Regions from separate parts of the Homo sapiens genome. Here region 1 is linked to region 2. Evidence: read pairs that join two places in POLR2A ChIA-PET (ENCODE). Cell type or tissue: K562. All regions are shown on one strand. Each heading gives the region's core, and the rest is flanking DNA. Links, peaks and the distances in the headings are about the cores only. Region 1 has its middle 11 kb from the start of SV2C. Region 2 overlaps IQGAP2 (IQ motif containing GTPase activating protein 2).

Region 1 (16,838 bases), core at 7,580-12,579, 390 kb after region 2:
GTTCTTTATGCTATGCTGTATCTTCCTTAAATTATTCTCCTATCTTGTCCGTGGAAGATATTTTTTTAAAGTGGGTTGATTTTTCTACTTCTGGATTTTCGTGTCTTGATGCATTTGAAGGTAACAGCTCCTTTAGGAAAATCCCTGATTGTGATTTTGCCTGAAACATCCCATTTAAGACCAGGTTGCACTGGAAAAGGCTATTTTAACGTTGTGTCTTTGGAGGACATGAAACATTGTGTCATGATGATGTTGTGCCCTGGTTCCTGGACTTGCCCTCTAAAGCAGTTCTGGTTCTAGGGTCCTGCCTGGCACACACCTTGGCCCCAGGCCCCTTGGATCCAGCACTCAGACTAGTTTTATTCATGCCTTCATTATAATGAAATGTTTTCTCTCTTCTGAAAACACTTGTCTTGTAGAAGCGGATGGAGTGAAAAGGGGTATACCCTCCATCCCCACAGAATCCCAGTACTCTAAAGTCATTGCTCTCCTACACCTCAGGACTTTTGTTCCTCAATGCAGGGTGTCGTCTTGTGATGCTAAAAAACAAGCTGTGAAAGACACCTAATGAGCATGAGAGGTCTGTTTTCGCATCAGCAAAGTGGTTTTCATAAAAATAATTCACACTAAGTACAGATGCTATAGTGGTTATATTTTATAATATACACAAGAAGCACAGTGCCTAGTACACAATGGGTATAGAATAAATGTCAGTTGCTCTTCCTCTTTTAGTAGTCAGGGCAAGGTTTTCCAAAGCCTGCGCTTTGGAGAACTGGTTTTGTAAGATGCTCTGGAAAGTCAGAGTTACACCTGGCTTCCACAGCAGATGTCTGAAGACAGCCCCATACTCTTGGACCAAGTCCACACAGCTCTCCACTTCTCCTCACTATCATCAGGAGTCTATAGCAAAGTGCAGACACCTACTCTTCTTACCCCAACACTCAGCTTCCACAACACTCAAAACTATTTTTTGTCTCTTTTGTAATTTTAATCGAAGTATTACTATTCATTTTTTTTAAACTCTGTCTTATAAGCACCACATTTTAATATCTAAGTCAATATTGGGTGAAAGAAACACCACCAAGAACTTCCCTCCAGAACAAAACAATGATGTTCATTCCTCCAAACATCCAAATTGAAAGTCTATCACAACCAAAACAAAAAAACAAAGCCCACGGAGAAATAAAAAGTAACAAAAATCACATTCTAGGGTGTTAGTGCATTTGGCAGTCTTTGCTGTGCTGTTGAACCATCCTTCAGCTGGCTTTCAAAAAAAAAAACACCCTAAGCTCATCAAAATATACATTTGCCATTTGCTTTTTAAAATTAAAAATAATAATTAAAAAGAAAACTTCAAGGAATTCACAATCAATTGCCTGACTTGTTTCAATGTCATGTACAGCATATGGAAGTGAAAAAGGCCATTTGCAGCACCTGTGATTAAGGGATATTCATCTTCAGGGTTTAGCTTTCTTCCAGACAGCGTAAAATACCCACAATTCGAAGTTTGAAGGGACATAGACGATCTCCTTTGAGAATTCCACAAGGCAATACAGGCACCCAAGCTGTTCTTCATAGAGTGGCAGGGCTTCTGTCAGATTGACACAGTTTGCCTGTGTAAAATATTTCCCATCCTGTTTCAATACATTCATTCATGGGTCAAAAATCAGTCTGAGAAACTCCCACATGGAATCTTGTTCCAGAGATGTGGAGATTGGAACAGCTGTCAAATCGTTAGTCACACAATCCAATTCTCTCCCTTCTTTGGTGTGCCTCTTCAGTATTGGAATGCAGTCTTCTATCAGAGCCTGATAGCAGCCTCCTTTAAGATTGTCTACAACATCACCACATGTTTTTTGCATATATTTCTTACATCCATCAATCACCATTTGGTCAATCTCTACCATAGTGACCATCTTTGATTTTAGTTTGACTATTTCTCATAATATGCCCCCATCTCAGCCTCTGAGAAGCAGTACCTCTTTGCCAGTGAAATCTGCTTTGCTGCTGCCCGTGATGGCCCAGGTATATGCCAAATCACTCTGCCGAATCAACATCCCTACTAAGGATGAGAATATTTCCAAATTGCTTCTAGTGTAGAATTGTAATGTTCCAATAAGGTGAATCTTCATTGTACACCACTTCATCTATGTCATATTCAACCAGGCGCCCATCGGTGGTGGACCAATGTCTGTTGATGGCCCCTCTTCAAACTACAGGTGGTAATCGCTTCACCAGCCCAGTACTGTCTTGACTCAATTCTTTCATTCTTTTTTCTACATTGTTTGAAAGGCTGTCGATCTCTTCTTTGCCCTGCAAGTCATCATTGTAACTCTGAAGGTCCAGCAACACCAATCCATGTAGGTAAATTCTCAAATTGGCAAAGATGCTGTTTTTGTGTTTCTGTCTGTAGGTTGCTAACTAGCCATTAACCTGCCAGGTGTGCAGACTCTGCCATCCCCTGCTCCTGGAAAATGGACTGGAGGCCTTTTAGAATGGTCTTGCCATCAGCTTTGGCACCGAGCATGAAGTTGATCTTGCTGTGCCATGCTGCTGTGACAGTGAGGCGAGGCCCTCCCTGTGCCATGCCTCCGGTAGGTGGCTGTGGGAGCCAGGGGGTAGGGGCATGCCCGTGTCAGGCTGTGGCCCGCGGGAGTCAAAACAGTATGTTTTGAGTCTACCAATGTTCGTCTTGTTAAGCCCTTAATGCCTGCTTGTATCAGTGAACACAAGAAGCCCCAAAATCTCAAGTGCTTTTCTCATCTCTTACATTCTAATACTCATAAGGCTCAGCACATCCAGTATTCTGTCCCTTTCTCACTATCCAGCTCCTGAAACCCTCTGACTATGCCTCCTGGACTTCAAAGTCCACTGTTAGCAAAATGCCCAATATCCTCAACCTCATCTCCAAGTATTCTCTTCACCTTTCTATTCTCATGGAAGTATGGCTTGCCCTCCTAAGAGGCTGCTCTCCCACAACCCTCTCAAGTGATGGCTGACTTTTCCCTCCAATGCTTGCATCACTTGTGTCTGGAGATAGGAAGGTGATGTCCTTGTTCTGCATTGCTACTTCCAGAACATTCTTCATCCCTCCTCCCTGAAACCTACTGCTATAAATCTCCTTTCATCAGGTTATTTCACCCACTACTCTTAGATGTGGCTAGCATGCTCAGACCTCCAGGTCACTCTACAACTTTCCTGATTGACTCCTAAGTTGATGTCACTTCCTGAACACTAATCCTGCCTTAATCCTTGGCAATTTAGTATACACACAGGTATTCATTCCAACCAGTACAATCCTTGGACCTGGGCAAACAAGGGGTTGGTCTCCATGCTCCATATATTAAACAACTCTAAAGTTTAAGAGGCCACCTCTCTGGTGGCCAGGTTCTATTGGTGGGGTCCTTTAAGCCTACACCCAGATCCACATGGACCCTATCCCTGTTTCTCCCCTTCAGTGTGCTCTTCAGCTTTCCTCTGACTCCAAAACTCATTGTAGTCTTGACCAAATGCCCCAAGGAGCTGCAGAGCTCCCACTTATGAAGTCAGCCATGGACATGTGGACAGGTCCTGGTTCTAGGAAGGCAGTTTGGCAAGTGGATTGCTCTTGTGGCTGGTGCCCCCATTTCCTTTCCAAAATTGTGGAAGATCAGCAACCAGAACCAGAAGGGTGCTGCCACACTGAGTTTGGGTAACTCACATTGTTTCCATAGACACCCCTGTCTCCTACCTTCCTACTCGCCCTCTTATTTTATGTTTTTAAAAATTAGTTTGTTTGAATCAAGATCCAAATAAGGTCTACCATACATTGCAATTGGTTGATATGTCTCTTAAATCTCTATTTATCTATTGGTTCATCCTTCCTTTCTTTTCCCTTCAGAATTTACTATGGATGAAGAAACCATATGTCCTGTAGAGCTCTCCACAGTCTGGATTTTACTGATTTCGTTCCCGTTATGCTATTTAACATGCTCTGCTGCTCCCTGTATTTCCTGCAATCCAGAAAATAGATCGAGAGGCTTATCAGAGGCAGGTTTTGTTTTTTTTTAAATGAAACTACTACATATGTGTCGTTTAATTAGGAGGCATATACTAATTGTCACTTTTGTGATGTTAGCAGTTGTTGATGATTATTGCTACTTATCCACTATTTCATTTGGGTTTTGCTAAATGGTAAAATTCTAATGAATACTTCTTAAACAGCCATCCTCCTATCCTTTTACGAGATGTTTGATAGTAATATGATGGGGTAGGTTTTCGTTGCCTTTTTAACGTGAGGGGGATACAAGACAAAACCTAGGACCTGCCCAAGTTATTGAATCTAATAGTGAGGCACAGCCCACCCTCCATTACAAGCAACCTGAAGGTTTACACTTTCAGTGTAAGGGAAACCAGAGATCAATGCTCCCTACCTCTACCAATATAGGGGACTGCTGAAAATGTTGCCTTGATGCTTAGTAAAGCAAGAGAATGTGGCTATGCAGTAGAGGTAGAATATGCTTACCTGAGAAATTTCAACTGAATACAAGTCATAGAGCTCTCTAGCACCAAATTCTCAACAAACTATGAATTCAGTTTAATATTGGGTTGGTAATTTCCCAGATCCCTGATAGAAAGAAATGCAAATCCTATGTGGAGGAGCCCTCCCTCATCCTGGACTTCAAAAAAAAATCACATAAATAAATGAAAGTTAGAAAATAATGAAGCACATAAAATAACAACACACAAGGAAGCATGATAACATGAAGTAGCACCAGCAGATATAACAAAAGAAACTTCAATCTTTTCCTGAAGAAAGACTTCTTTAGTTAAACTTCAATAGTTAGAACTATTGGTCATAATTTTCACTGTACTTGAAGAAAAATATGTGCAGGCAATAGGAAACTATAAGGAATAACCAATCATATTTAAAAAGGCACCAGATCAATCTTCTATCCAACTCTGCTGGTTGCCCTACCAACATCCAGTCCAGCTTCCATACACATATGATACTTTATGCTTACCTCAGAGAATCCTGATTTTATTTAGGGATTTACCTTTTCAAAAACTACACACATATATTTAACAATACAGTTTTATACAGAATGCTAAGAGCACTTTTCATATTTTACAGCAGGGCTTGAAACAATATGGACCTTCTATTAATGCTCATTCCATAGCACAACCAAATATAACTCCTACATAGATGCATTACAGTGTGTTTAGAGTTTAAAGGCTCAATGGAAATAAGATGAAAAAGACTATATAAGGAATTTTACATAACTAATTGGAAAATAAATGCAAAAAATAGTAAATAAAATTTAATATGGTCTCATGTGCCCTGAGAGAAGTGGTGCCTGGTTTGGAGGAGTAATTGCTATGTGCAAATAATCTATTTGGAACTGCTGCCACTTTAGGGTTATTCATCATTCACCCCTTTTCTACCAGACATGACACTTCCAGTTTCCTTTACTTGATAGCAATGTCTTTTAAGATCCATAAAACAACTGCAAAATTGAAGTTTGTGCCCTTCTTTCTAGCTTCTGGGTAGACTTCTTTTACTAATCTAGTCAGTTAATTCAAGGTTGCATCCATCTAAGTGTGGATCTGCCACTCACTGGACCACAGGACAGCTTGGACATGTCTTCTCTTGGTTGGTGGGCATCTCCAGATCTTTGTTAATTTCTTCCAGTGCAACGCATGACTCCACTGCCATCTTCTTCTGACAAGCTCTCGAGATTCTTGCCCAGAGCTCCGACCCCCTCAGCAAACTGAGATCTACCACTTTTCACATGACCTTTAGGGAGTGGGCTTTAGGGAATGGGCTCATTACATTCTAATTGGTCCAAATCAGTCATGATAATTCCTCTCTCCCTTTCAGTTATTGGTTTGGGCATGGATTTGTAACACAATTCTGCTCAATGACATTTGCAGGGAAGATTTCTAGACAGCTTTTGGGAAAGCTTTCCTTACTCCCGAAAATATAAATGCAGCAAAGAAGTCCCATTTGTGTCTTTAGACATTATTTGCTTGAATGTGACATATAGAACTTTGCAAATATCCTGGAATCATGGAGGGGAGGGAGCCTGATGACATAACACATGAAGGATGTAAGAGTCAAGTGAATTTCAGAGAAGTGGTGCCAGAACCCTGGTGTGCCATGTCTGGAACAGCCCTACCTCTGTTGTGTAGTAATACATTTCCTCTTTTTTATTTTTTAGAGCCACTTTAAGTTAGAGACTTTTGCTCACAGCTGAAAGCATCCTTATACTCTCTCCAGCCCTAAAAGAGCACCTGGCACACAGTAGATACTCCACAAATGTCTACTGATTTGAGTTGAGCTGTGTTTCAAGTTTATTTCTGTTGGGAAAACAAGATGGATGTCTCCATCTGTTGTATTCCAAGGTTCTAGCACAGTTACTACATCATAGAATGTGTTTGACAAATAATTGCCTAAAGTCAGAATGGCTTCAGTATCTTAACAAGCAAAAGGGAAGAAGCTGCCCCAGGCAGGGTCAGAGAAAGAAACTCGGAAGAGGTCTCTAGCCTCCTCTGGTGGCTCAAAGGGGAAGGCAGTGTGTCACTTAGAAGTGTGTGGTAGGGTAGAGATGAGAAAGGAAGATGAAAATGCCCACAAGAGATACTTTTTTCTGAAAGAGGCAGATTTTGATGTCTGGAAAACATTCTTGTTAAGAAGGAGAGAGATGAACTAAAGGAAACTCTAGGCCATTCAGGGCCGTACCCTGAGTTTGCTTTATAGGCCAATAACTGAATCTCTCTATGTTGTTTGTTCCTATATTATCTGCACATCTAGGATAAGGTAGTTTTTGTCACTCAGAAAATGTCTCGCCTCAGTAAATGTGGCATCTGGTAAGATGCAAGGAAGGGGGATGTTCCTCATGTCTCAGTCCCAGGAAGAAGAGCTACCATTACCTGAATGGTGGCTGAGAAGAGTGGAACCGCATCACACAGCATTGTGGGGTCCCAGGGATTGGTTTGGAGACTCCAAAAAGAAGTACAGCTTCCCAGAAGAAGCACAATTTACCTGCTTTAAATCACTCCATGATTACACAGTGATTTAAAGTGCAAACTCCTTTGCCTGTTCGTGTGTCTCAAATCAATGCCCACCAGAGAGCCAGAGCCTTCACTGCAGAGGAAGTTCTGAATGACACAGGCCAGGATGGTTTGACCCATCTCTGCCCTTGGCCACCCCAGTGCTTGCACAGTAGGTCTGTGAACCCTCAACCAATGAGGGATGAGAAGACATGGATATTCTGGGCTAATTGGCATACCCCACAGACTCATCAAGTTTCTCTACTTCTTTTTTTAAAATTAATTTATTTTTTATTTCAATAGGTTTTTAGGGGGCAGGTGGTGTTTTGTTACATGAATAAGTTCTTTAGTGGTGATTTCTGAGATGTTGGTGCACCCATCACGCGAGCAGTGTGCATTGTACCCAATGTGTAGTCTTTTATCTCTCACCGCCCTTCCACCCTTTTGCCTGAGTCCTTAAAGTCCATTGTATCATTCTTATGCCTTTGCATACTCATAGCTTACCTTCCACTTATGAGTAACAACATATGATGTTTGGTTTTCCATTCCTGAGTTACTTCACTTAGAATAATAGTCTCCATTTACATCTAGGTTGCTGTGAATGACATTATTTCATTCCTTTTTATGGTTGAGTAGTATTCCATGGTGTATATATATATATATATATATATATATATATATATATATATACACACACATACATACCACATTTTCTTTATTCACTCATTGATTGATGGGCATTTGGGCTGGATCCATATTTTGCAATTGCGAATTGTGATGCTCTAAACATGCATACAGCCAATTAATCTTCGACAAAGCAAACAAATACATAAAATTGGGAAAGGACATGCTTTTCAAAAAATGATGCTGGGATAATTGGCAAGCCATATATAGAAGAATAAAACTGGATCTTCATCTCTCACCTTATATAAAAATCAACTCAAGATGGATCAAAGACTTAAATCTAAGACCTGAAACCATACAAATTCTAGAAGATAACATTGGAAAAACCATTCTAGACATTGGCTTAAGCAAAGATTTCATGACCAAGAAACCGAGCACAAATGCAACAAAAACAAAGATAAATAGATGGGACTTAAACTATAAAGCTTCTGCAAAGCAAAAGAAATAATCAGCAGAATTGATAGCCCACGGAGTGGGAGACAATCTTCACAATCTATACATTTGACAAAGGACTAATATCCAGAATCTACAAAGAACTCAAACAAATCAGTAAGAAAAAAATTCCAACAGAAAGTGGGCTAAGGACATGAATAGACAATTTTCCAAAGAAGACATACAAATAACCAACAAGCATATGGATAAATGCTCAACATCACTAATTATCAGGGAAATGCAAATCAAAACCACAATGAAATACCACCTTACTTCTGCAAGAATGGCCATAATCAGAATCAAAATAATAGACGTTGGTCTGGATGTGGTGAAAAGGGAACACTTTTATACCATTGGTGGGAATGTAAACTAGTACAATCACTATGGAAAAAATGTGGAGATTTCTTAAAGAACTAATAGTAGAACTACTATTTGATCCAGCAATCCCACTCCTGGGTATCTACCCAGAGAAAAAGAAGTTTCTCTACTCCTGTGTAAAGTTAATCAAGCTATACCCACCACCTGAGATACCAAATACCACCTTCTCTACTGTAATTCTGCAGCCATTAGGGAAAAGCATCCTGCCCAGCTTCACACTTGTTAGCTCTTAGGGTCAACTGCATATATGGCTCTCATTACTTACCAGTTTCATTATAAATAATTCCATTTCATTTCCTGTAGTACAACAGCTTTTTGAGGGCAAGGACATCACATTTTCTACAATATTAAATCCCACAAACTCTCCAACACAATGCTTTTCATATGAAAGGTGCTAAACACATTTTGAATAATTGTTCACACATTTAATTAATTTTTCACATTTTTTCTTGAACTTTGTTTTCCAAAATAAGGATTATCAAGAGTTTTTCTATATAAGGAACTCATGGCTTTAAATTCTGCAGTGCCTTCTTTGGAGGGGTAATGGCATAACAATATCTGGAGAAACCTGCATATCTATAGTTTTTTTAAAATTTAGTTAAAAAAACAAACAAACATGTGCCCCTTTTCTGACAAGGGTAATCTCTTTGAATTTTTTCTCTCTCCTTTTCGTTCAGTGATTTCTCCTGCTGCTCTAAGCTCTGGAGCAAGTGTTGTGGATCCTCTGTATCCAGATGATTTATAGCTCAACTCTGAATATTCCCGTAGGTCTTCCCCATTCTCACTGCTAGAATTTCTTTTTAACATTCTACTATAGGTCTATTAATGCATTGAGTTCTATTAAATTATTTTCCTGCTCAAGGGAAAATTATCATCTTCATGTTCAGAATTTGTCTTGTATAATCTTCCTGCTCCAAATTAGTGTTCTAACACTCAGCTTTTCTATTTTAATAATAGACATGCTGATTTCCCTACATGATCTAGCTATTAAAAATGCATGTAGTAAGCTCTCAGGAAGTTAGGTTCACTTCTATTTTTAGCATGATCTAAAGGTATTGGTGCTGACCAACTTTTGGGTCACAAATGGCTTTTTGAGAAGCAGCAACACAATGAGTGTTAATGATGGAAACATTCGGTATTAATAGTCTGTCTAATTGGTTTTCCCTTTCTCTACACTTAGACTACAGCTCTTCCCTGATAATAAAGATATTTTTAAAACTATCTCTTCACTCAACTCCCAGTCCCAAGTTTGGTTTCTGGGTACTCTATTAGCCATTTCCTGCATGACAGTGCATCCTATACCAACATTAAATCTCCCATAATGCAATTTGTGCCCACTTTTATATGCATCGGCAGCTCAGAACTGCAGGTTCTTTTATAACTCCTGCTCGGTGCGTCTTCTCCACATACTTTCCAGAGATTCTCTGCAAATCACACTTTTATGACTGACATAAAGTCAAATCAAGCTTATCCTAGGTTATTGTCAATTCCAAGGGAAGGAGAAGGAAGCCCCATTTTGGCATTAGGTCTAAGCTATAGTTTACTAAAAGCTCTGTGTTTGAGGACTGTGGAGCACTTGCCTGCTCTCTCAAAAAACCTAGGAAAGAAGCGTCTACCCTTTTTCCACCTCCTTCTCATTCATCCCACGGGAGGTGGAGTCACATCACTAATGGGTACCCTAAAAGTATGGTGGGTTCCATCTTGTCCCTCTGCCTCACTGCCTCAGATATCACCTTAAGGCTGTGCAACTCCTGCATCCAGAAGAGGTAACTCATCTCCGAAGACTTCCTGAAAATGGAGGCATAGGGAGTCCTTGGAAGAAGAGAAGCTGGTATAGGATTTCCATCAAAGAGATCTCAAAACACATTTCTCCAAACTGTCCCAGAGGGAATGCAGAAGTAGCATAGTGGATAGAAGATATTCCAGATCATCACTTCTCAGAATGCTCAGTGAAGAGATTTCCTTGATAGGTAAGACCAGAAGAGCATAGAGCGCAGTGTTCATGAACTACCAAAAGATGGCTAGAACTTGACATGCAGGCTTGACATTTTGGTACCATATCATTTTTATGGCCACCTTCTACATACCACCCTTCCCAAAGAAGACAAAGTCCAGACAGTGTTCAAAGATAAGTGGGAATGAGCAGTGCTCTTAGAGGTGATTGTGCTGAGACCTCAGAGTCCCAGAGAAGGCAGAGCTATGTATTCTTACTTACAAAGCATGTCCAGATTTACCTCAGGGGAGAAGAAGAGACTGAAGTGCCACTGAAAATTGCTATCTTCTTCCTTACAGAGTGCCTTAACCTTGGGGACAGTAGAAACCTGCCTGATAGAACAAGGCCTGGGCAGGAGACAACCACAGTTGTCTCTGTGGTGCGAGATTTCCTGTTACCTGGAAACACATGCACATAAACAGGACACTTGATGAGGCTCTTTAGAGTAAAAGGAGCAAATGGAAAGAACTCTGCTTGGATCATGGGCAGGTGGGCAGTGGAAATCTGATGAGGGTTCAGGTTGGTGAAATCCCCCAGGAACTGTCTCCTCTCCAGGATGAGAGAAGCCTAGCATCCTGGGTGTGGGCTGGGGCCCTGGAGACCTGGGCTGTTCTCAGGTGTGGGGCAGGACTGGACTCCAAGCTGCAGACTGTGGAAGATGACCTGAGAGACAGTTTCCAGGAATAAGTGATAAGCCAGCACACAGTACAACTCAGGTGTCAACCCAAAGGGGCTGCACAGACCTGGAATCTAATTTTGTGTCCTGTTATCAGTGTAGGATCTGCAAACATCAGAAAATGAACCTGAGACTAACTTAGGCCACGAAAGGGTGTGTGTGTGTGTGTGTTTGTGTGTGTGTATGTGTGTGTGTGAGAGAGAGAGAGAGAGAAACGGGGGTTGGAGACAGTGAGAAAGAGAGAGAGGAGAGAGGTTGGAAGAAAACCAAAGAGAGGAGAAGCAAAGACAATCCCCAAAAGAAATGAAGAACCAGGTTTGGGAAAGACAGGAGCCAGGAGATGGCTGAACTCTCAGAAGCATCTTTTCAGGCTCTGCCTTTAGAATGATTCGGCTGCCTCTGCATTTCATCCTTGTGTGACTAGCCTGGGATTCCCGGGAGAGTCTGAAAGGCCCAACCTGGGGCACATGACAAGTGGAGGGATAAGCTGCCTGACTGATATACTCACCAGGACCACAGGGAATGTGAGGCCTGAGCGGAGGGGCCCTGTACAGGACAAAACAAGGACCTACACTACAGGGCAGCAGAATGACGATCAGGGATGTCAGAGGCTTGACTGAAAGGTAGAGAGTGCAACATGGAGAGATACCCAAAGGCAAGGGTCACTCTCCAGCACTTCCACAGCCTCATTGAGATGAGAGGATGGAGCCATGAATGGAGCTGCTCAGACAGATGGAGCAGCCATAAAGTCAGACAGATGGCCTGGAAGGGGAGGCAGCCCCTGTCCTCCTTGATTGATTCTCAAAGCATATGGTGTTGATATAGAGAATCTGCACCCCAGATTCTTGGCAGAGAGCAATTACAACTTCAAACCTTCTTCTGCTCATTTCTTATGAAAAGATCAATTGTAACTAAAACATATTTAGGAAGGAGCTGAAGACCATGCAATGCATCCATTTGATACTTTGAATGTTACACCCCTATTATGTGAGACCAACTGGGTGAGCTGCATACCTGAGCTGTTTTTCTTTTCTTTTCTTTGCACTTCATTTTTTGTATACTTTGCAGATGGTATTAATTACACTGATGCATTTGTGTTATGCCATGAACCTGTATACAACATATTATAAGAAACATTTTACTACTGTGGGGATGGTGGCAAGGGCTTTGCTCTCTAGGTCGGGCTGTGTATCCTTTAAGGTGACCTAAGGAACTTTTCTTTCAACTCTCGGTATCAGTAAAAATTATGATACATATATGCAAATAGTTTATTTTGTCTTAGTTACATTTTGTCCTCTTATATAGCTTTTGGTAAAACCTCTTTCATTCTTCTTGGAATGTTTTAAGTTATAAATAAATAAGAATATAGACAATTATTTCTTCAACTTTTTTTAGATCAGATAATTGCTACTATGTTAACTATTTTGAAGAGTACAAAGACATTGAAAACTTTCCAGTCAATTATGAAACTGGAAAACCATGACACACAAAAACCTACAGTGATAATACAAACACACACATGCACACACACACTATGGAACAATCTCAAGTGTGGACGAAGATGCAAAAATCCTGAACAAAATCCCAGCAAATTGGATATGGCATTATATATATTTTTTAAAAAAGAGTAAACACAACCTCATAGGTTTCATCAGGATGAAGGCATATTCTAGTGTTAGGAAATACATTAATAATAATCATATGATCACATAAGAAAATTCCATGATTGTATCTCAATATATGTTAAAATGTTAATTCTTAAAATTTCACACCCACTCCTGACTCTTTAGAAATCTAGGTATAAGGAAATACATTCTCAGGAAGATAATATTTATGTCAAACTGACAACCATGTTATCCTTACTAAGCAAACACTGGGGGCATTCCCATTAAAGTGAGAATGAAATAAAGAGGCCTATTATCATCAGCATTATTTAGCTTGGTTTTACAAGCTCTGGCTAATGGAATACAAATATGGACCAAAGATTTGAGACGTAAGAATAAGAAAAAAGTAGAAGAAACTATCATGATTGATAGTTTTAGAACTGTAAATGGATAAACATCAAGAGAAAGTTAATTTAGTAAAATGGCTGAATATAGACACATGGGCAAAAAATTCATAACTACTCTACATATTGGCAATAATCCATTATAAGGTATAATTGGAAAAGATACTATTTATAAAAGGAAGAGAAAACATAAAATACCTAGAATAAACTTAGCAAGAAAATTGTGACAACCACATGAATAAAATCACAACATTTTACTAAAAGATATATAAGAAATGTTGAATACATAGAGACACATATACTCTTGAATGGAAAATCTGAATATTTTGAAGATATCTATTCTTCCAAAGTCAATGTATAGATTTAACAACATACAACATCTTAAAGGAATTTTAGGGGAATGAGAAAAAAATCAGTCTAGATCCTAACCACATGAACTTTACCAAAATTAATTTCAAATAAAGAGTTATTATAAAATTATTAAGGCAGTTAAATACTAGATAAAATTGAAGTTTATATTTGTCAAACCTCTCAGTCAGTGCAGAATTTCTAAGCTTAAAAGCAATGGAAGAAATTACAAATAACAATAATAATAATTCATTGACTGCTTCCAAAGATACTGTGGAAAATTATACTAAATAACAAAGAGACTTTTTTAAGTCAAAAAATCACAGTCAGAAAAAATAACTGGAAAATATTCGTGACAAATATGAAAAAGTTTGATAGGCTTGATAGTCTTACCACACAAAACACAAATTATAAAGGAAAAAAAAAGACCTCAGTAAGTAAATGGACAAAGAAAATAAATTGCAAACCACCAAGGAGGAACTATAAATGAGTAATGAAGAAATACTCAATTTTACTAATACTCAGTAAAATACAACTCAAAGTGACAATATCTTTTTGACAAAAACATTTTAAGGGAAAATTATGTATTAGTTAATTTAGATCACATCTTTTTTCTTTAAGAACTTAAAGTAGTTAACAAATCAATTGTAAAAATTGTTTTTAAGGTGAGAAAACTAGATTGAAGCCAAAATAAAGTGAAACAGTAAGCCTTCCATGACACTGCAAAGTGAGCTTTTAAACTCCCTACTGGCCAATGGCAAAATAAACACACATAGCTGTAAGACTCCAAATGACTATGGATACCAGTTGTTCACTTTTCCTTGGCAATGAAGTCTGAGAGCAATTTCTCTACCATGCTTTTTTTTTTTTTTTTTTTTTAACAGGGTCCTTTGGTGACACAGAGGACCATGTCTTCAACAAGATCTGTACAAAGACAGTTGTGCATGGTTCTTTCTCAGAGCATCCCTTCATGTGAACCTCAGTTCAGTTACTTTTTAAAACAGGGAGGAACATATGAAGATGAAACAACACAGAATTCTGGTTCTTTTTTTTTCTTCTTCTTCTTTTTTATTATGCTTTAAGTTCTAGGGTACATGTGCACAACGTGCAGGTTTGTTACATATGTATACATGTGCCATGTTGGTGTGCTGCACCCATTAACTCATCATTTACATTAGGTATGTCTCCTAATGCTTTCCCTCCCCCCTCCCCCCTCCCCCCACCCCAAGACAGGCCCCGGTGTGTGATGTTCCCTTTCCTGTGTCCAAGTGTTCTCATTGTTCAATTCCCACCTATGAGTGAGAACATGCAGTGTTTGGTTTTTTGTTCTTGTGAGAGTTTGCTGAGAATGATGGTTTCTAGCTTCATCCATGTCCCTACAAAGGACATAAGCTCATCCTTTTTTATGGCTGCATAGTATTCCATGGTGTATATGTGCCACATTTTCTTAATCCAGTCTATCATTTTTGGACATTTGGGTTGGTTCCAAGTCTTTGCTATTGTGAATAGTGCCGCAATAAACATACGTGTGCATGTGTCTTTATAGCAGCATGATTTATAATCCTTTGGGTATATACCCAGTAATGGGATGGCTGGGTCAAATGGTATTTCTAGTTCTAGATCCTTCTAAAATGTCAGGAAAGGTCCTTTCTGATAGACCCTGAAAGTGGTTTAAACTGGTGCTGCTATTTGAGGGGTTAAGGAAAAAAATTGCAACACATGCCAAGAGCTCTAACACCATTCCTACTGTTTGGTGCAATAATCCCCCTTCCGGAGTCTATCCTAAAGTAGAACCCTAAAAGGAAACATTGCCCGCAAAGCTGTTCAATGCAGTGTTATTTCTAACAGCACAAACTGGAAATATCTTAAATATCTAAAAATAGAAGACTGGCTTAGCATATTATGGTGTACCTGTTTGATAAAATATCAAGTAGCCATTCCAATGATACCAATGGACAGTTTCTAATAACATAAAGCATTAAATTATATTAAGCGAAAAACCTAGAGTGTAAAAATTGATGTGTAGTGTGATCTCAACTACATATACTACAGCTAATAGAAACACAGGAAGGAAGTATTCAAAATGTTAAAGATTATTTCTTATTTCTCTATGCCGTTCATAAAAAATTACGTATTTCTTAACTAGAAAGAATAAATTTTGAAGTTCATTGTAGGCAGACGGCTTACTAAACAGATGTAATCACTGTGCTTAGTGTGAACTTTGATCCCCATGAAGAGGAAGCTAAGATAAATGTGTTTTTCCCATGTCTTTGATTTTTATAATTTCTGGTTTGCCACCTTCTGACAGATATTTAGACTTCTGGCCTCGAGGTATTGATGCACGATGTTTAAAAAGAAATATTTTACTTTAAAAATGTATATTCCATTTTCTATTTTCAGTCACAGGTTGCTGTTGCATAAGGTATTATAAGAAAATTTTATCAGGCAAGGGATACAATTATATTTTAAAAACCACAAAAGTTTCTATTTGCTGAAGCTACATGCACTGAAGGTTCAGATCAGTATTTTGTTCTTACTTGAAATCTTGTTTTTATATTATACGTAATAATTTTGGGGAACCAAAACATTCAGAGAATTTTTTCCAGCGAAGCTAAAAATGTGATATTAAATAAGCCTATCAACAACATCAAAACCAACCACTCACATAACAAAGGCAGTAATAAATTACAAGGTTTGTTTTCCCTTTTAAGATTCTTTTAGATCTAATACTTACGAGAAAAAGGAAGACAGGAAAATAGCTTTCTCTGTTGTTCTTTTGATTATTCATAAATACATTGTTCTTAGAATTTAGATGTGTTTGATCTTAAAATCACTTTAACAATAGAAAAAATATTAGCAGTTAATATAGCATTTTGATGTTCTCAGAACACGATATTTGAAAGAGGAAAGGTTAGGGAAAGGTTGACCTTAACCTTCTGACCATCTCAATCCAGTTCCTGCCAAAATATAAACTGGATTTCTGCTACAAGGGATCCGGAGAAGAAGGAAAACGATGGGGCCCTTCCTTGGTATTTGAATTGTAGACTCCCAGTGGCCAGGAACCATCTCTTCCTGATTTGCTCTGAGTAGGACCTAACACAATACCCCACAAAGAGAAGGCTTTAACAAATGCTTTTGGGGATGATGACGGAGCAAGTGATGTGCAATATGCAAAACTAAAACAGAGGCTCTTAAGGGCTTCACTCCAAGTAGAAACAGCTATTCACATAACAAGTTTAATGCACACATTTTTTATTCTTTTTTCTTGTGTTGCTTTTGCTTGTTTG
Region 2 (16,838 bases), core at 4,152-9,151:
TTTTCTTTCTTTCTTTTCCTTTTTTTTTTTTTTTTTTTTAAAGACAGCGTCTCACTCTGCCACCCAGGCTGGAGTGCAGCAGCCCGATCTCAGCTCACTGCAGCCTCCACCTCCCAGGCTCAAGTGATCCTCCCACCTTAGCCTCAGGAGTGGTTGGGACCACTTCTTTCTAATGCCTATGAATCAATCTCCTTATCTAACTTTTTTGCGACAACTTGACTAAAAGCATGTTTTTAATGATCTTAGACTGATAGTGAATCGCTAGCATCCTGCAACCTAACTGTAGACTTCACAGACATGTTAAACAATCTTTAAAACTTGGTTTTTAGAGCCTAAAGAAAGTTACGTGACACTACTAAAATATTAAACAACTCTGAGAAACCCCTTGAAAGCAATTTTGATGTCAAATTAGGGCATGTGTCACCAAAATACTGATTAAAAACCTCATCATTCTAGTTCTGTAGATAGCCATTCATCAGTGATCAGAGATAATTAACACCAGTGACCATTTAACCAAGTATTTATTTCTATATAGCTAAGAGGGCTGGAACATATCTTTGTCCAGGGAACAATACTGTCGCTCCACCCTGGCATAAAGCATTCAATCAAACTCTAACTCATGGTATATGAACTCTGTAGTATTCACCCCACAAAGGATAAAGTTCTCTCAATTCCTCTCATGAGGAAAGTATTTGCACTTAGGACTCTTTATCTTCACTTTCTCCTTGGAGAACGCAACATTTATTTAATCTAAAAAGCCTAAAAGAGTCAATGTGATTTTAGAGACAATATACCCTAAGTGGCCACACACCCACGGTTTAAAGAGGAGATTGCTGTCATAAACCTACTTAGGGACTGATGGACTTCAGTCTGATATGCCACTGTCCTGCTGGGCATTTATCATCATTGGGCTGCGAGTGGGGAAAAGACCCAAGGAAGCTCTGCGGAAAAAGGAAGTTGATTTAAGTCATTGTTGCTCCTCTACATCCAAGCCAGTGAGATGAAGAATTTGAAACAATCTGCAGTTGGCCCCGTGATTTCCTGGGAGGCTCCGAGGCAGGGAAATGAATAGTTGCCTTCCTCCTAGTGCCTCAACTTTGGCTGTGGCATCAACTTTTTCTCAACTCTGCCCAACCATTTGCAAGAAATAGATGCTTCTTCTCCCATTATCCTGCTGCCAACAAGACTGCAAATGAGTTATTAGAACTATGTAGCATATGCACAGGAGTGTGATGTGCACCCAGCTGTGACTCAGGAGTGGAGCAGAGTGTGGAGGGGTCATCCCCTAGCCCACTGGCCTCCTGGCATGGGAGGTTTGGCCAAATCTAAATCACTGAGTGCAGGCAAGAATCTCTCCCTGGCCATCTCCAACTACGACAACTCTTTAGAATTGCTGGCCCATTTCAGAACCCTCTGGTCATCAAATCCCACGCCCTTATCACAAAGCTTATCTCCAAGAGATGGTGCACAAATAGACTAAGTCTGGATCTTACCTTTTGGCTTCCTCTAAGTGGCACAGATATTCATAAGCAATGTTCTGCCGCCTCCTCTCATCCATCTCCTCTGCAGAGAGCCTTTCATCGTCCACAATAGCTAGAAATAGAGGATAACAACATGTGATTTACAAAGGCAGTCTTCATTAAACACCTGAGACAATCAATCAGAAAAAAATCATATGCAGCTGAACATTTAACATTCAGAGACAGGAGTATTGAAACACCAGGCAGAGAGAGAAATTTGCCTTTGGATTTTACAATATCATTTCTTTTCCTTTATTTTTATTTTTTTTTTTTTTGAGACAGGAACTGGCACTGTCACCCAGGCTGGAGTGCAGTGGTGCCATCATGACTTACTGCAACCTCAGCCTCCTGGGCTCAAGCAATCTTCTCACCTCAGCCTCCCAAGTAGCTGGGACTACAGGCACACGCCACCACACTTGGCTAGTTTTTTTATTTTTACAGTATTATTTCTAACAAGTGAATCAAGGCCAGGTGCGGCGGCTCACGCCTGTAATCCCAGCACTTTGGAAGGCTGAGGTGGGCGGATCACAAGGTCAGGAGATCCAGACCATCCTGGCTAACACGGTGAAACCCCATCTCTACTAAAAATACAAAAAATTAGCCAGGTGTGGTGGGGGGCACCTGTAGTCCCAGCTACTTGGGAGGCTGAGGCAAGAGAATCAGGAGAATCACTTGAACCTGGGAGGTGGAGGTTGCAGTGAGCCAAGATTGTGCCACTGTACTCCACCCTGGGCGATAGAGTTAGACTCAGTCTCAGGGAAAAAAAAAAAAAAAAAAAAAAAGCAGTGTGCAAACGGGCAGGAGCTTCCATGGATGTCCTCATCCTTGTCCCATCCCCCTTCCTACCACTCCCAATTTTCCATTGTGGCTCCATTCCTTGAACATGGAGACCTCACCCCACAGCATTGATACCAACGGGTGTCAACAAAGATTGACATGTGTCAAAAACATTTTCTTTTTCTTTAATAAACTCAGTCCAATCTAAACTTTAAAACTGAGCTCTCACATTTCAGAAAAGTACAGAAGCTCTCAATCTTCCTCTGCACCTCCATTGCGAGAGTCCAGGTCTTAATGTCTCTCCCATAAAACTCTCAGAACAGGTCTAGTCACTCAGCCACTACCCCTTTTCCACTCATTCTCCCCATGGCCAACAGAAGCGTCTTCCTTATTACTTCCCCTCTCAAAACTTTTGATGGCTCCCCTATTTCCTACAGAACAAGTTCTAGAGCACTTTGCATCTCCCCACATCCAGGAAGCCCACACTTTAGCCAGAGCTCCCAGGCAGCACCGTGTTCCAGGACCACACCACTCCCTCCAACGCTGAGTGCTTCTGCTCCACCCTTCTCTCTGCCTGGAAAGCCATTCTCCCACCTTCTGCAGGTGGTGCCTTTCACATCATCTCAGGCAAAATTCCATGGATCTCTGAATCTAAATCCATTGGCTCTCCTTGGCACTTTAGTTCACATTTTTATTACATCACTCATCAGAAAAGCCCCCCACTGTAAATCAGTCTGTCTGTCTCTCCAAACTAGGGGATCCTTAGAGGAAGCTTTTGATCATCTTCATGTCTCCTGCCAATTTGTCAGGGCTCCTTGCACATAGATAGCACTCTGCGCGTACAGAAAAACTACCTTCCAGTGAATCCTCACTAAGTGAGCTCATCATTACTCCATAATGAATAGACTTTAAAAATTATAATTTTTAGGCCAGGCACGGTGGCTCACGCCTGTAATCCCAGCACTTTGGGAGGTCGAGGCAGGCAGATTACTGAGTCAGGAGTTCCAGACTAGCCTGGGCAACATGGTGAAATCCCATCTCTACTAAAAATACAAAAATTAGCCAGGCGCGGTGGTAATCCCAGCTGTAATCCCAGCTACTCAGGAGGCTCAGGCAGGAGAATCGCTTCAACCCAGGAGGCGGAGGTTGCAGTGAGCTGAGATGGCACCACTGCACTCCAGCCTAGGTGACAGTATGAGACTCTGTCTCAAAAAAAAAGTTATATTTCTTTCCCTGTGTTTTCTTAAATGATACCTGCCACACTCACATACCATCACCTAATCCTCCATCTCTACTGTTCTGAACAGTTAATCCCCAAGATACCTCATGATTTCCAGTTTCTCTTTTTAATTTCAGCTTAAAGACTTTCCCATTTCTGACAGGATATTTTCATTTTATAGTAAGTACTTCAGAAACAGTAAGGTTTGGATCCAAAATAAAACTCCTAGTGGGAGCCCATGTGCTTGTCACACCATCCCCAACTTGGAAGAGTGGGCACTGGAGTCACATTAAAAAGGCGGTGCTCTCCCCATCTTTCCTATGCTGCTGCACCCTTCCGGCCTCAACTAACCCCCCAGCAGAAGACAGAAGCCCCAGCAGAACCCCGTCCCTCGGCCTCTGCCCACAACTGCCTCCACAAACCATGCAATATTGTACCAGCCCAGGACAGCTGCTGAGGGGCTCCCAAACTCTGTTATCATCCTGTCCAAATAAGAGATTTTACTTAATGTGTGAATTAAAATACACACCCACAAAGCTTTAAATTGCAATTGCAACATATTGACCCCATCTAGTGGGATCCTACCTATCTTCCAGGCTTGACCCAGTGGGCACTTTTCTTCCCAAAGTCTTCCTGATTGTCTCAGCTCAAAATGCCCTCCTATCCTGCTTTGGTTAACAGTAAACTCCTAGAAGACGTATTTGTGTCCTCATGGTGCCCAGCACACCTCCCTGCACAGGCTGCATGCTCTGTAAAAATATATGATGAAAAAATAAAATATCTTATCGGGAAAGGCTCCCAAAGGGCTCCAAAATATCTCTGTGAGGTAATTTTATTTATTTACACTCAATAAGAGTATGATCATTAATGGAGCAAAGATAGCACCATTCTGTGGACTTTACTCAACTAATGTTCAATTCGTAGGTTCTATGTGCCACATGTGAGTCAAAGCACCAGACACAGGGTAATAAGTATAAAAAATGTGTACCCTCATGGGACTTCCTTGTACATACCCATTCCTTGCCTTCTGACCTTCTGCCTGGCCCACTGACTTTCTAACTACACACACTTTGGCCTCACCTTCCTTGAATGGGAGAGAACACCTTTCATAATCTACTGTCAAATTGTAAGTCTAGGAAGGTTAGGGAATTTGAGAAAATCTTAACAGCAAAAGCAAGTCCTTCTGGGCCACAGAGACTGCCTGCAAATATTTCTGCATTACTCAATATTTACTAAGTAGTGGCTTTTGATAAGAACCACTGGCATGGATAATAACACTGTCATTTAAAGATCCATCATGGAGCTAATAAAATAATTCACTTAAGATGTGGCTTTACTGCCTATAAAGGACGTTTCCATATGTTACTGTGTGGTTCTGTGGTTCTCATGATCACCCTCAGAGATAGGCATTATCTCTTTCCTATAAATGAGGAAACCAAAGTCAAGCAAGGGAAAGGGACTGCCCACAGCTATTTGCTGGGTCAATGGTAAAGCCAGGGCCGGAACTAAGGTCTGTCAACATTGCAGCCCTTATTCTTTGCCCAGTACCTCCTGCTGTTAAATCTAAGTGGGCCCAGGAAGGGACTTGTCACTGCCAAGCCCAAGAAGCAGGTCATTTAAGTGGCTTCAAAATTCTTTTCATTTTAAAGTAACTTGATTAACTGCAACCTCCACAGTTCATCTTTACTTGCTGCCGTGAACCACAAAAAACATGAGGACATTGTGAAGAACACAGCTTTCTGATGTATTAGCAACTCACAAAATACCACTTGCAGCATCAGATGACAGTTCAAAGCAATTGCATTCTATGAAAATTACACAATAAGGCTTATTCACAGATTCAAGGAGCAGAATGAAAGCAAGTTGTTAGAGAGTATTTTGAAATAGAAGTATAAATTAGAAATGAAAGGGTCCTTTAGGAGTCCATTTCCCAAAGAACACGTACAAAATCCAATGTAAAAATAGCCCAAAATCTACCTAATTCAATAAGGAGTTGACATGGTCGCTGTTTAATTTCCCCTATTCTCTACCTGCTACCTTCACACAGAGACACCAAGGCCACCATACACTTTGTATTAAAATTCACTCATTTGTTCAACAAACATTTGAGTGGCTGCTTGGTGCCAGTTTATTATGGAGATGGAACACAAAGTGATGAATATGACTCAAAAGGTCTCTCAAAGTTTTTATTAAACAATTGAAAGTTTGGCATAATTACGAAATGCTTAGATTTGAGGGATATATTGAAGGGAGGGTTGGCAAGAGGCCCCAAAACCAGGGCTTGGAATCTGTTCTGTAATAGGGTATTATTTAGGGTGTTTCTCTTCAAGGAAAAGCAGAAAACCAGGAATTACCAATTCATAGAAATATGTCCGGCTGGGGTAGCTCCCACCACTTTGGGAGGCCAAGGTGAATGAATCCCTTGAGTTCAGGAGTTTGAGACTAGCATGGGCAACATGGTGAAGCCCCATCTCTACAAAAAAATACAAAAAATTGGCTGAGTGTGGTGGTGCAAGCCTATAGTCTCAGCTACTCGGAAGGCTGAGGCAGGATTACTTGAGCCCATGAAGTGGAGGCTGCAGCAAACTATGATCGCGCCACTGTATTCCAGCCTGGGTGACAAAGCAAGACCCTGTCTCAAAAAAGAAAGAAAGAAAGAAAAAAATATGTCCACAATTTAGCATTTATTTTGTATTTTTAAAAATTTAACCTTTATTTATTTTCAGTAGAGAAAAGGTCTCACTATGTTACCCACGCTGGCCTTGAACTTACCCCTGAGCTCAAACAGTCCTCCAGTTTACGCCTCCCAAAGTGCTGGGATTACAGGAGTGAGCCATGGTGCCCAGCCTTAGCATTATAAATACACATTGTTATTCTATGTGTTTCAAAATTTCTACAAGGAATCCTAAGTATACTTGAATAGATAATTCATTTCAATTGTTCATTGAACCATCTTCTAAGAGTTGGGAACTGCTTTTATCTGGAAGAAAATACCTAAAAGGATATCTGCCCCCTCTCACAACTTAAAGAATAGTTATCAGAGATGGCATTTATACATCAAAGAACACACTAGAAGGAAGAGAACTGATTCCAAGACACTAAAACTGGGGTGGGAATGGGAGAATGGAATATAAAGATGAGAGAACCTAAAGTCCAAGATTTCAGGTAAGCTGATACCCTCTGTAAATTTGACCCGTGGTACATTCCTGCTTCATACCAGCTTCCAAAAGTATTTCACAACTGCTTAATCTTAAGCTTTAAAGGACTACATAATCAAACTTCCTTAAACTGAATTTTCTTTTGAAAAATAGGCAAACCCTAGGCCGAAGTTGTTAGTAAACCAATACGTATTCACAGGCACTCTAAAGAATCTGAAACGATGAAAGAGACTGCCACCCCCATGTTAAAAACATGGCTTCATCAAGACACTAAAATTATGAGACACTGAGCACAGGCCCTCGAGTCTCATCCATTTCTATATCCCTACCAAGGGCAAAAGAAATAATAGGTGCTTAGTAAAGGCTGCTGAATGGTGTGCTCAACTTTGTGCTTCAAGGCAGAGATGCTGTGTCCTTCCAAGTTTAGTCCTACGAAGTTTGCTGCTCTCATAATAGTCACACAAGATACTAAGGGCAGGGGAACTTTATGGAAAGCCTGCCTTCCACATCATTCCTGGAACTGTTCCCCCATGACACATTTCTAAGAACCTTCCAAAGTTATAAATCAACACACAACTTCAGAGGATATTCGGGTTAGACAAGGCTGTAAGCGACTATGGCCACCTACCATAATAACACAAAGCCCCAAATCTTCAAGTTTGGCATTAGAAGAATTTCCCAGGTGGAGAAGTGAGGGTAACTAACAGTGACAAGACAAGTTTACCAACAAGAGTTAGAGTTCCTGATTGGCTGCCAATACCCTCTTTGTTGCAGTGAGGTCACTAGGGCCTGGAATAGTTAAGAAGCTTGTCATAATTATGCAGGAAAATGGAGAGATAGTTTAGGCTTTACGAAAATAATTTATCCTTTTCTGCAAATATGCTTTCAATGTACATGGCATCAGGATCTACACATGAAAGAGGGTTCCTTAATCCCACTTTCATACAAAAGTCCCCACACTATTTTCATACTTACAAACATCTACTTAACACTTGTTGGTTTTGTTTGTTCTCTTTTTTTTTTTTTTTTTTTTTTGAGACAGAGTCTCGCTCTTGTTGCCCAGGCTGGAGTGCAGTAGTACGATCTTGGCTCACTGCAACCTCTGCCTCCTGGGTTCAAGCGATTCTCATGACTCAGCCTCTCAAGTAGCTGGGACTACAGGCATGCGCCACCATGCCAGGCTAAATTTTTTTTGTATTTTTAGTAGAGACAGGGTTTCACCAAGTTGGCCAGGCAGGTCTCAAACTCCTGACCTCCTGAGGGATGCCCACCTCAGCCTCCCAAAGTGCTGGGATTACAGGTGTGAGCCACTGCATCAGACTGTTCATTTGTTTTTAAACCAAGCCTGGGTCTCCAAACCCAGGATGTCTTTCCAGAATAGAAGAATTATTTATAAATTTCACACAAGAGAAAAATTCATTTGGTCCGCTGTGTAAATCTGAATAAGAATATCTAATTTCTTGCAAATCAAAACCAAAATGAGATACCATCTCACACCAGTTAGAATGGCAATCATTAAAAAGTCAGGAAACAACAGGTGCTGAAGAGGATGTGGAGAAATAGGAACACTTTTACACTGTTGGTGGGACTGTAAACTAGTTCAACCATTGTGGAAGTTAGTGTGGTGATTCCTCAGGGATCTAGAACTAGAAATACTATTTGACCCAGCCATCCCATTACTGGGTATATACCCAAAGGATTATAAATCATGCTGCTATAAAGACACATGCACACGTATGTTTATTGCGGCACTATTCACAATAGCAAAGACTTGGAACCAACCCAAATGTCCAACAATGATAGACTGGATTAAGAAAATGTGGCACATATACACCATGGAATACTATGCAGCCATAAAAAATGATGAGTTCATGTCCTTTGTAGGGACATGGATGAAACTGGAAACCATCATTCTCAGCAAACTATTGCAAGGACAAAAAAACCAAACACCGCATGTTCTCACTCATAGGTGGGAAATGAACAATGAGAACACATGGACACAGGAAGTGGAACATCACACTTTGGGGACTGTTGTGGGGTGGGGGGAGGGGAGAGGGATAGCATTAGGAGATATACCTAATGCTAAAGGACGAGTTAATGGGTGCAGCACACCAACGTGGCACATGTATACATATGTAACAAACCTGCACATTGTGCACATGTACCCTAAAACTTAAAGTATAATAATAATTAAAAAATATATATATATCTAATTTCTTTTTTCATTATCTAGAAACCCAAAGCAGCCCATGGAGACATTAAGGCCCATATACAGAGGGCTGGCCTGCAGACTGGGTTTGTGGGTGGGGTGTATCTAGAACCCTGCTTAATTTGGAAGAATTATAGGCAATGATTCCTAGATTTGGGATTTCTTGGACAATTACAATTTCAAGACACAGTTTGGAAACCAAACCTCTTACTTATTACCAAGTAGGCACAGAGAAAATTCCATTTGCCCACTGCCTGCTCCTATACACTCTGTCCTCCCATCCCCATACAGATCTCAGTAAGAAAGAATGAAGTGTCAAGTTTCCAAGGCCAATTTAAAAAATTTAACTCCAACAACAGAAGGTAATTTAAAAATCTTTAGTTTGGATAAGCTTCTACTATATTTAGAAGAAGGGAAAGAAACTCAACTCCCTATGACTCGGTATGAACCTTTTATGCTTTAACTGTTGGTCAGGGCAAAATGTCTCAAGTTATTTAGAACCAATCCTAAAGTAATTCTCCCTATTCTCTATAGATAATGAATAGTTTAAAGACCCAGATATTTACATAAACTTTAATGCCCCATAGAAATAATAATATTTTACAACTGTTAAGCAGAATTAGCAGGTCTTATAACAACAGTCCTCTGGGCTGTTCCCAAGGAGTAGCAAGTCACTGCTAACACCCTGTCCCTATCCTCACAAAAACCACCCCAAATAGTAAAATAGCAGAGGATATTCCTACAAAGTTGGAGGCTTTAGAAGACAAGGGAACAGTGAGCCTTGGCTTAATTTTCCCTTGACTATTAGGAAAAATGAAAAAATAGATCACACATGATTCAATGGTACATGCAAGAAAATAAAACAATCTCTTGGTTACAAGTGGGTTTTTTTTCTGTATATTATACAGCACATAACTTATTCCTCTAATCAATGTAAGCTCTTTATGATGTGTTAATAAAAAAACACAGACAGAAAGGATTAATACTTAACATGCACTTACTACATCACATATTTTGCATATATTACTTCTTAGTCCCTGCATTCCTCTTTAAGATAGGAATTGAAGGCTGGGTGCGGTGGCTCATACCTTTAATCCCAGCACTTTGGAAGGCCGAGGCGGGTGGATCATGAGGTCAGGAGTTCAAGACCAGCCTGACCAACATGGTGAAACACCGTTTCTACTAAAAATATAAAAACTAGCTAGGCATGGTGGCGCAAGCCTGTAATCCCAGCTACTCAGGAGGCTGAGGCAGGAGAATTGCTTAACTGGGACCTGGGAGGCGGAGGTTGCAGTGAGCCAAGATTGCGCCACTGCACTCCAGCCTGGGCTACAGAGCGAGACTCCATCTCAAAAAAAAAAAAAAAAAAAAAAAGATAGGAATTGATTGGAAAATACATTTTTCGAATAGGAAACAAACTCAGAGAGGTTAGCTAATTTAGTCTTTGGTAATTCTAAGATCATAAAAACAGGTAAATGGCAGAATTGGGATTCAAAACAACTGGTTCCAAAGTTCATGATCTTTCTACTAAACTGAAGTGCCACTATCTCCCTGCATGTAAATGCTTGATGACATCAGCAGCCATTAGGCTTTTCTGAGGGTGTTGCTTTTCTGAGAGTGTCGCTATTATTATAGATATCTTGTTAATCAGCAGATAGATTTGTGTGAATTTGTTTTTCCCTGAAAACCACATAAAATTAATGTTACTATCTTGAAAGTATAAAAAGTAAAATTATAGGCTTTTTTCTCAGAGATCCAAAAATCTCAAATATAGTCCAGCAACAGAAAAAAATTAATATTCAATATTGACAAATTAGATCACATGAGGAATGCCAGGGTTGTAATAAGATCAAAAGAAAAAACAAGGGCTGTCCCCCTTCCTGGGGGGAGGGTAGAGGGATAGCATTAGGGGATATACCTAATGTAAATGATGAGTTAATGGTGCAGCACACCAACATGGCACATGTATACATATGTAACAAACCTGCACGTTGTGCACATGTACCCTAGAACTTAAAGTATAATAAAAACAAACAAAAAAAAAAAAAGAAAAGAAAAAAACAAGGGCTGGGCGTGGTGGCTCACGCCTATAATCCCAGCACTCGGGTAGATCACCTGAGGTCAGATTTGTTCTTTTTTTTTTTTTAATTCTTATACATTTTCCAAATATTCTATACCATTTACCTGTATTACTTTACTATATCTATATCAGAAATAACAAGAGATTAAATTTTTTTCTTTTTTTAAGACAGTCTCATTCTGTTGCCCAGGCTGGAATGCAGTGGTGTGATCTCAGCTCACTGCAACCTCCACCTCCTGAGTTCAAGCCATTCTCATGCCTCAGCCTCCCAAGTAGCTGGGATTACAGGCACACATCACCACGTTCATTTAATTATTTTGTATTTTTAGTAGAGACGGGGTTTCGTTGTGTTGGCCAGGCTGGTTTTGAACTCCTGGCCGCAAGTGATCTGCCTGCCTTGGCCTCCCAAAGTGCTCAGATTACAGGCGTGAGCCACTGTGTCCAGCCTAAATTTGTTTTAATGTTCAGTTGCAGAAAAAAAAATAATAATAATGAGGAATAAGCATTAATACCAGGTCCACTGCAAAGGATGACTTTCATGCATCTAACTGATCTATCTGAACTTCTAGAAAAGGATCATGGTCATTCAAAATGTACAATGAATATTTAGTCAGTTTTACCGTATTTTTAAAAATCACAGAAGTTCAAAGGCAGCAGAGAGGAAGTGATCAGAAGATGACTAATGCCATGATATCTTATTAGAAGGCCCAACGGCCTAAAGAGATAGCGTGGGTGTGACAGGCTAATGGGAGAAAACAGGTAGGGTAAGAGGTGAGTGAAAGAGAATGAATGGAAGGGAACCTAACCTGGACAGTGACGAGAAGGCTGCAGCAAGCCTGTGTGACATGAAATCCAAATTAGAAGAAGAAAGAAAAACATGGTGATGCTTTTCATAGGCAGGACTGGCAATAGAAGGAACAAGAGGAAGAGGAGCACGGTATGGGGGAAGAAAAAGGAAGTCAACAAGTAACAGCCAGCACACTTCGTGACTTCAGATGGTGGAGGTGGAAACAAGCCATGGCTTGGCACCAGAAAGTCACCCCAATATGCCAATTTACATAAAGACAAGCTTGTTCAATTAAGGGGACAAAACATAAAGGCATTTCACTGTTCCAGGGATATACTAAGGAGCTGACTTTAAGTCAAAACTTATATTTGGAAGAGAAGTTTAATATAACAGACACAATTAGAAGACTATGATGTTGAACAGATGGGTGCTATTAATGCAAGCATATGCTGTTAGTGAGTGTGAATTAACACATGATTCAGGGCAATTTAAAAAAGATTGCCAAAAACTCAGCTCTCAAGTGGATCATACTATGCAAATGGGGATATGTTGACAATACAGTCATGGATCAAGAATATATTTCAATGTGATTAGATTCAGGACTAAAGCCACCTAGGCTAGTTCTCATTAGCAAGAAGTTTCTCTGGTTTAAGTAGGATATGAAAATCAGCTCAGGTCCACACATTTAGGGTTTGTAAGGAGACCAGACTCATGAGAAGTCATAAAACACTGCATATGGTGCCAACAGCAAGCAGCAAGACTTGAACCAAACATGCTGAGCTCTTCAGTTTCATAGAAGTAGTACATATTTATAAAGTGCTACCACATAAATTCTCTCATATGACTAAAACAGCTCTCATCAGATAGATGGGACAAATATTATTACCTCCTATTATTACCTCCACTTAACTAAGATTCAAATGGGTTAAGTGCTTTACTCAAGGTCCTAGAGCTAATAGATTGCTCTATAGAGTTGGTGTGTATTTAAAACTATTCTTGGTTTTTGTTTAGTCTTCACTGACCTTTATGTTTTGGAGGTACCCTATTATATTAGTGCAAACATTTTTATTCTTTTAGGTCAACAGCACAGGAAGCAGTAGGAGGAAACGGAATGGCTGATGTGGGAAGGGAGTTGGGTTGGCAAGAGTGGGTGAGGTTCACATCGAGTTTGCAGGCTGAAGATAATGTATACAACCCGTGATTGTGTAAACTACTTGGAAAGTGTATAAAATACACAGAGAACAGCTCTCTCATGGGAAAGAATTTACCCCACTAGGGCAACAAAGCTGCAAACATTTTGGTTTTGGCTTGTTGTGTGCTTTTTGTTCTAACATGCAGTACCACTGCTCTCAGAAAGTAAATGGTCCCAAGTTTAGAAAAGGATGTTCTTATAAACATACAACAGACATGAAGGTTTTCAGGTATTATGATTCTTTAGCCCAGAGCTGAAAGAACTTTATACAAGAGCCAGAACAGCAACTACCTTAAATATAATTCATGCTGTACTGCTTCAGATTTAAATAACTGATCTCCTCCAGGCGTTTAATTCTTGGCTGGGAACTGGATCGTGGTACTGTATGTAAATTCCCTCATGCCACATGTCAGCTGCAGACCAGAGGAGATAGCCAAATCTTCTCTGTGTATTAGCCACTAAATACAATTTCAGAATTAAGTCATGAGAGCCCTGCCAGCATTTGTGCAGCAGAAGTGTCTACAATTATGAAGCTAGGCAGGGATGGAAAATTATTCCTACTAATGGTCCACTAGGTGCAAAGTGCTGGCAGAGAATTATGGAGATTCAGAATCCTAAAATGCATTCCAACTGCTTTATAATTAAAACCAATAAATACAACAACAGAATGTGTTTCTTCTGATACATGGCAAAGTCTCTAACTAATGTTTAAATAGTTGCAGGGCACTTCATGGGTAGAGAAAAGGGATAAGGTGGAAGAAGGACTTTGTACCTCAGTTTACAATCTAACAGGAGAAGACCCATTTAACAGCTGGAGAAAAGTTATAAAGCTCCTTTGGAAAAAGTACCAACTCATTAAAGTAGAAAGAATAGAAAAGCCGAGGGAGGGAAAAGAGGTTGTTCAATAATGGGATTAATCAGAGCCAGTTTTCTAGATGAAGAGAGTTTGAAGTCAGGTTTGAAGGACGGGAGAGAAAGGAAGTTAGGTGCAAAACACATCTGGAGAAGTGAAGACAAGAATAGAGAAATCGTACACACACATCAAGGCACATTTCTGTCCCAATCCTCAGCCTTCAAAGTCTCTGTTTTATGGACACAGCTAAGAGGGCCATTCCCCTCCACCCTTCCAAGTCTTTGAGCTTCTCCAGAATAGGTGAAGGGAGACCCCCAGGTCATTTTACAGCTGTTTCTAAGCTGGGTAGATGAGAGGAGTACGGTTGTGAGATGAAAGTGAGAAGATCAGGTGACAGCTCAAAATCAAGAAGCTGGGCAGATGTTCATTCTATTGATAAAAGTTCTTTCAAGGTGGCTGACTTGGAACACCTAATAATACACATACCTGCAAGAGAATCATGTACAGTTCACTGGGCATCAATTGTTAAGTCACTGATGATATTATAATAATTACTATTAATTTAATACTCAAACCAAGCTCATTTTGCCAGTTGACCAGTATTCATAGTCCATGTGGATCTGCTTTTTCTTGCAACATGTTTAGAGCTGCACCCATGGGAATGGGGATGGAGATTAAAGATAATGGCTCTCATCTGCCCTTCAAAATCCTTGCTTCCCCATTTCCTCTCCTAGTGCTCCACCCACTACTATCCTGATGCTTCCACTTATGGAGAGCCTTGAGCAGCACACCAGATGGGTTTCTTGCCCTTGGAGGTAAAGTCCTCTGGAGTAGTCTTCAGGTACTCCAGATCTTCAGCTACTCCAGATCCCAAGCCAGCCTTCCTTTCATCTTGATATCAGGTCTGGAGGAGTTAGAGTTATCTAAGGGGAGACAAAGGGCAGAGAGAAGAGATCCAGCAATAAAAGAAGGCTGTGAATTCCAGCATGTAGAGACCTTGCTACATGAATAAGTAAGGATAGAGGGCTAGGAGAGGCACTAATAGAAGCAGCAGGTGAGGCTTCATCTCCTTATCCACCCTTCCACAGACACAGACAAAGCCAGCACCAGCTCCTCTTCATTGCACAGCATTTAACCCACAACAATCCTATGACACTGGTATTATTCCCACTTTACAGAGTGGAAACAGAGGCTTGAGACAGCCCAACCATTTGTCCAAGATCACAGATGACACATGGCGAGCACAGCCATGCAGCAGTCTGACTCTTACCAGCCACGCTACCCTTAGGAGATGCAAACCAGCCTTTCTGAGTCTCTCTGGACCTCCACACATCCCCAGGCTTCCCAAATTGTGCAGCAATAAGCTTTTTCATAGAAAACCCTACATGCAGAAGAGAGGAAACACATGGAATGAACAAGGGGTGAAAAGGAATATTTGGGGGCACAGCTCAAAGTCCAATTAGCATAAAGTATCATGTCTGTCTCACCCTTTTAAAAAAATCATCCATTTTTCATTTTAATCCACAATTTATCTGTGTTTCAGTATTTAAAATAGAAGGGGTTCCCACCCCCAAACTTAGTAAAATTGGCATTTTTGAGAAGATGTGCTATGTGTACCCCACGGGCTGCATAGGTCTGCATACCAGCAGCTCCTGGTTTAACAGCCCAGAGGTCTCAGGCCACATAAGCAACTTCATGTTTAACCAACCAAGCACCCACCCCAGCTTAGCTCACACTTGGTCAAACATGTGCAGGCAGCTTAGGGAACCCAGCTGGGAGGCATCATTCCTGGGAAGAAGCATCTTATTCAAGACCCTAGACCCACCGATTCTGGCAGCTCTCGACGGACGTGGCTATGCCCCATGTTTTTTGTTTGTTTGTTTGTTTTTGCAGTTACAAGATTTAATAGAATGAAAACAGAGCTCCCATAAAATGGGAGGGGACCCAAAGGGGGTTGCCATTGCCGGCTTGAATGCCCAGGTTTATATCCCGATCACTGTCCCTCTCCCTGTGCTCTCAGGCGATAGATGATTGGCTATTTCTTTACCTCCTGTTTTTGCCTAATTGGAATTTTAGTGAGCTCTCTTTACTACCTGACTGGTCGAGTGTGAGCTAAGTTGCAAGCCTCGTGTTTAAAGGTGGATGTGGTCACCTTCCCAGCTAGGCCTAGGGATTCTTAGTTGGCCTAGGAAATCCAGCTAGTCCTGTCTCTCAGTCCCTGCTCTCAACAGGAAAACCCAAGTGCTGTTGGGGAGGTTGGCCGACAACGGCTCTTAACTGTTTCCTGCTGAATTGGGCTATGCCCCATGTTACTACCAATCTCTGTGATCCGCAGAGCCTTCTGGAAACTGGTCGCAAAATAGGCATGACCTTCTTAATGCACTGGTGCCCCTGGCACCCACTGAAACTTGTGCTCACAAAGTAAGGAAGCACGTCAAGAGGGAAAACACAGGCCAGAGGGAAAACACAGGCCAGAGAGGAACCAGAACTTTCTCATTCCATCTGTTTTTTCCCCACATCTTTTTTCACGGATGGGCTACTTTTATGCTGGATATGCTAAGTCTGTTCATAAAAGTTTTACAATACACTTGGAGGGTAGGATCATTCTAATTTGGTAGATGAAACTGAGCCAACCCATTTTTTACACACTGCAGTACATAAACCAAAAAGCCATTTGGTTCTAAACGAATTCTTGTTATAAACTTACTACCTATGACTTGCCTTTCTCCTTAAAAGTAGAGTGCAAAGGATGGGGGTGGGAGTATTAGATCAAGGAGAGGTTAGATGAAACACAGAAGGAGGGTTCTAGAAACACAGAAGGAGGGCTTTGCTGGTAAACATTGATTAACCAGCATCTGATTAACCAGAAGATTTCCCAAATCTTCCTTCGTCAAAATATTTTACTCATTCCTCTTTAAAAAGACTAAGGCAACAACTTAACAACACTGGATATATGACTGCTGGTTAATAAATTCCTCCAATAATTTTACATATTAAAAAATGCATTAAAAAAACAACGAGTGGTGGTGCAGGTGTGGAAAAA

The links. Peaks named below come from ENCODE experiments on the same cell type or tissue, not always from the same donor. Only the 100,000 strongest peaks of a DNase experiment are listed, where the experiment ranks them.
Region 1: POLR2A ChIA-PET joins it to region 2 with 5 read pairs; 2 of 35 experiments call an interaction of 5 or more read pairs at or near these places.

The regions. Positions count from the first base shown.
Region 1 is chr5:76,064,388-76,081,225 of GRCh38, reverse strand. It overlaps a transcript of SV2C not described here, the pseudogene SAP18P1 and the pseudogene LOC100132039. Among named protein-coding and RNA genes, the nearest start is that of SV2C, 11 kb to the left of the region's middle. In K562, for the core only: no CTCF peak of the experiment used is centred there; no DNase peak of the experiment used is centred there.
Region 2 is chr5:76,446,325-76,463,162 of GRCh38, reverse strand. It overlaps IQGAP2 (IQ motif containing GTPase activating protein 2), which reads right to left. Exons shown (of 36, transcript NM_006633.5): 2 at 1,494-1,593. Among named protein-coding and RNA genes, the nearest start is that of IQGAP2, 51 kb to the right of the region's middle. In K562, for the core only: no CTCF peak of the experiment used is centred there; DNase peaks (open chromatin) are centred at 7,222 and 7,442.